Regions from separate parts of the Homo sapiens genome. Here region 2 is linked to region 1. A link is an interaction called in ENCODE POLR2A ChIA-PET data of the cell type or tissue named here. Cell type or tissue: PC-9. All regions are shown on one strand.

The links. ChIA-PET counts read pairs that join two places held together with the same protein. Peaks named below come from ENCODE experiments on the same cell type or tissue, not always from the same donor. Only the 100,000 strongest peaks of a DNase experiment are listed, where the experiment ranks them.
Region 2: POLR2A ChIA-PET joins it to region 1 with 5 read pairs; 5 of 35 experiments call an interaction of 5 or more read pairs at or near these places.

What each region holds. Positions count from the first base shown.
Region 1 is chr5:115,322,057-115,324,556 of GRCh38, reverse strand. All of the region lies in intron 2 of LOC105379129 (a long non-coding RNA gene), which reads right to left. Among named protein-coding and RNA genes, the nearest start is that of CCDC112, 27 kb to the right of the region's middle. In PC-9, no CTCF peak of the experiment used is centred here; no DNase peak of the experiment used is centred here.
Region 2 is chr5:115,550,680-115,553,179 of GRCh38, reverse strand. No RefSeq gene overlaps it. Among named protein-coding and RNA genes, the nearest start is that of FEM1C, 7.2 kb to the right of the region's middle. In PC-9, no CTCF peak of the experiment used is centred here; a DNase peak (open chromatin) is centred at 1,522; H3K27ac peaks cover 289 bases.

The DNA.
Region 1 (2,500 bases):
TTCAGTGAACATGGAAAATGACTGTTGTAAATAACATGTTATATTTTAACTCCTCAGTCCTCAGTTTCCTCATCTGTAAAATGGTAATGCTGAGAGTGACCTCACAGAGTTGTTGTGAGGATTGAGTAACATCTGCAAAACTCTGCCCAGTGTTCGGCCCACAATCAAGTGCATGTCAGCCATTGTCATTAAGTATCTGCCTTTCTGTATCACTCTCCAGTCTCTTCATGCATGATCCACTGCCTCCCAGCTAGACAGGAAGGGTTTGGGTGGCATTATATTTCTTATCCTAAATCTTTAAACTCCCATCTCCCCACAGCTCCCATTACAGTGTCTGGCATATAGTGGGTTCTCAACAAATATTTGTCAGTTGAGTCATGGATATTGCAGTTGATCATGGACTCTTTTTCTTCTGCAGTCCATGAAATTGTGTCACCCGTTGTCCTAGTTTCTGTTTGCTCCTTATATATAGAATCCTACCTTTATTTCTAAGCACATTCTGACTTTTTTTAAAGTTCTTGAAATTTGATCTTTTGATCTACCTACATACAATATAAAGGAAGAGAAGAGACAAAAATCAAGTTCTTCTGTGGTTTTTAAATTTTACTTTGAGCCAACCCAATAAGGGCTTCTCCTCTTAAACTGTATGTTATTGGAAGAATCTTTTGGTTTCACTTTATTTATATTCTCTATTTATGAAAAGAGGAAAAAAACACATTCTGTATATCCTTGGAGTGCAACAGCTTTTTTATAAGACTAAAGAGGTAAACATCAATAAAGATCAACTACATAACGTATATTCAATAGCAGAAGAACACTAAGAGGATTACATTCTCTTCCTCTATTAGGTTAATTTTACATTAAAAATAAATCTCTAAGATGAATTTTGTAATTTACCAAGTGGTAAAATAAACAACTTGATTAAATTTTAAAATACACATAATAAATATTGCAGTTAATATTAAATAACAAAAGTGTTTTATTATTTAACATATACTTTAGAAAATAAATAGAAATAAAATGGTACAGTCACACTGGAATACAATTTGGCAGTTTCTTTAAAACTAAACATGCACATACCATATGCTATGGTTTGAATGTATCCACCAAATTCCATGTATTGGAAACGTAATCCCCAAGTTTATATGATGATTAGAAGTGGGACTTGGGGAGATGATTAGGATGAGATAAGCTCATCAGGATGGGGCTCTCATGATGGGACTGGTGGCTTTATAAGAACAGGATGAGAAACCTGGGCTACCATACACACATGCTCTTGCCCTCTTGCTATGTGATGCTTTCCACCATGTTGTGACACAGCAAGCAGGCCCTCACCAGATGCCAGTGATATGATCTTGGACTTCTCAGCCTCCAGAACTAGAGGAAACAAATTTCTTTTCTTTATAAATTACCCAGTCTTAGGTATTCTGTTATAGCAACAGAAAACAAACTAACACACCATACAGCTCAGCAATTGCACTTTTGGACATTTATCTCAGAGAAATGAAAACTCATGTTCACACAAGAACCTGTACATGAATATTCATAGCAGCTTTACTCATAACATCCAAAACCTGTAAACAACCCAGACATCCTTCAGTGGATGAATGGTTAAACGAACTGTGGTACATCCATACCATGGAATACTACTCAGCAATAAAAAGAACAAACTATTGATACATGCAACAAGATAGATAATGCATGGATCTAACAGGAATCATGCTGAGTGAAAAATGCCAATATCGAAAGGGTACATAAAGTGTGACACCATTTATTGTAACATTCTTAACATAACAAAATTATAGAAATGGAGAACAGATTAACAGTTGCCAGATTAGTGTTTAGGGAGTGGGGACTTGACTATTAAAGGATAGCATGAGGGAGCCTTGTGTGGATGAAACAGTTTTGTATCTTGATTATGGTCATGGTTATACTAATCTACACATGTGATAATATTGCATAGGACTATGTACACACACACACACACATGCACAATTAAGGACATATAAAACTGGTAAAATCTGAATAAGCTCTGTGTGTTTTACCGTTGTCCATTTTTTGGTTTTGATGTTGAGCTACAGTTATGCAAGATGATACAAATGGAGGAAGCCGGATAAAGGGTACTCGGGACATCCCTGTCTACACATTTTTTGTAACTTCTCATGAATCTATAATTATTCACAATAGTTATAATAATTATAATTATTTCAAAGCAAAAACAAAAAATAATAAATAGAAGCTCTGCACAAAATATATTTCCATTGCACACAATAGTGTTTTTTCAAGAGACATATATAAAAAGGGAGCCCTATGGAAGTACAAATGATGTATAGAGAGTGAGCACTGAGGGACCTTTAGATTCAAAAAAGTAATCCAAAGGACTTCCTCTTTGACTTAGCTTCTTAACACAGATGAAGTGGATTTTATCATAAAAAGTATGCTCTCTAAAATAATATTAAACTTTAACTCCAAATGTTGTTATTAATCTTTTAAAAATCAA
Region 2 (2,500 bases), 230 kb before region 1:
ACAAATGGCTAATCAGAGGGTTACTTTCAATAAGGACTTGGAAGGTGAGGGCTGTTTTAGGTATCCTTGGACTGGGTGCCTCTGACTAAGGAATTGAAGCTTGTCTGAAGCACATGGGAAAACACTTACTTATTAGTTAAAATAAATAACAGTAAACTGACTTAGCCAAAATAAAATAAATCATGGAAAACTGATTGACTGTACTGAGCTTAAAGAGGATAAACATACAGCAGTACTCAGTGTCAAGGACACATCTGCCAGCCTGCTTCTGAGGATCTGATCTATGCTTCTCATGGGGAGAACCTTAGGTAGCACAGACCTACCACTAATGAAAGTCTTCAGATGGGTCCTCAGGCATGCTCCACAATAGCACTGAACTCACAGAACATACACTAAGGGGCTTATCCCCTCTGACTAGCAGTTGTAACTCAAGATTTGATTGTATGTATGGCCACATGTGGCAGGAAGAGAGGCCAAGACTTGGCATGAGACCTACCCACTACAATGGGACAGGCTTTGAAGAACTAACCTAGGTGCAGAGAATAATGCCAGTGGAAGAGCCAAATGGGAGTCATTATTAAGAGATACAGTAGCCCCAGTTACAATCCAGGCAACAACTGGCCAGGGGGTTTCCAATCATAAGTATTGGGAGTTTGAAGATGGGTTCATGGCTGGCTCCAACAAGAAAGAGTCAAAGTGAAGGTCCCTACCGTCATGACTGAGTTCAGGGCTGGGATATGGACAAGACATATTGGAACTGCCAATTGGCAGCAGGAGAAAGAAGCCAAAAACAGGTGGGATTGGGGCTGGGGAAAGTGACCTTTCTTTCTGAGGCACTGGCCTCTTCAGAGAATGGCAGCAGTGGAACACCCTGTGCCTGTGTAGGAAGGACCTAAAGATGGAGTGGGAGGCACAGAGTCAGTGGACACAGTCACTAGACGCCCAGAAAGTCAGGGGGATAGGAAATGAGGTGGAGCTGATCCTCACAGAATTCCACACTAGAACATAGTAAATTCCACTGGGAGGATGAATGGCATGAGGTTCCTAGACCAGAGAGCACTTGGGGGGGTGTTGAAGCAGCTCTGGAGTTTGGAGTAATCACCTTGGGAGAGAGAGAGAATCATCCATAGTGATTTGTTCCTATTCAAATAGGGGGAAGAGGGCCTTCGAGCTAAGCATCTGAGGAGGTGGCTGGGAGCTCTTGTGTGGGGATGGTGTTGGTGTGTGTGTGAGAAGGCAGCTTTGATATAGTTGGGAACTGGTGCCAGGATGTGAAGACACCTAGAGAGTGAGGCTGTAAAATCAAAGTTTGTTTTGTGAGTTCTGAAAGAGGAAAGCACCAGAAGATCATTCGAGTGTCTAGTCCTGGTCAACAGGGGCATTGCAGTGGAGTCTGAGGCACTCTCCCCAGGCCTGGGAGAGGAGGTGGGAGTGCCCTTGACCCAGGTATGGGAGACGATAGGGAGTCCTTGTTCTGTGTGGAGACTTAGATAGACTACTGGGTTAGTAGAGATCTGACTCATCCCTCTCTAATAAAGCGTGGATCCAGTGACTTTGGGTGGGGTCGCATGTGTTGAAAACTGAGAAGAACCTGGCCCCATCTGACATCAGTCTGGGTGGTGATGGGGAACTCAGGACCAGAGTTCGTCACTTAGGGTGTGGCTAGAGAGCTAGAGTTAGGGCCCTGACAACTTCAGGAAATAAGACAACAAAGGAAATAAATGGATACTTTTATAATGACATAAGATTTCTAGCTTGTAATAATGTGATAAGTGAAATGATAACCCCATACTATAGAGGGAGACTGGGCCAAGAGAAAATTAACAGAATTTGGTGACTGAGTTGCTGCCTCCTTATCTTGCTTCATTCAGAGAAGTAAAGATAAGACCAAACTACCCAAAGGGAACCTGGAAATCTCCCTGCTAAAAGAATTCTTGCGTGCATATTTCTACAATTTTAAAATTAATTTGGGTTCACAAGTTTCCTTTTTAAAATGCTAGTACCCCAAGGAAGTATTCTTGCTTTAAGTAAATAACCTTAAGTGGGGTCTCACTCCTCCTAAAACCTGCAAGAGAGAAGCTGCATGAAGAAAATATGAAAGCTGGTTGAGCTGTAGGAATAGGAAATGGTGTGTTAATATTAGGATACACTTTGAGTGAGGGGAGTAGGGATTTTTGGTCGTTCAGAGGGTAGCTTAGGGCACCACTCTCTCCCTGGCACGGGGGAAGCAGGAAGAAAGAAGGGAACATCTCACGTGTTCTCTCAGCTCCAGCATTCTGGATGGTGCCCCCTCCCACCCCCCTCCTGCTGACTTTTGGCTAGGCTTCCTCCTACTAATCCTTTAAAATTCCATTTAACCTTCACCTCCTTCCCAGATTTGCTCAAGCAGAGTTAGCAGCTCTGTTCTTTGGGCTCTCACTGTTGTTTATACACATATTTTGTTTTCATCTGTTTATAGCTACATTTCTCCTACAGACCATCAATTCCTCAAAAGTAGAGA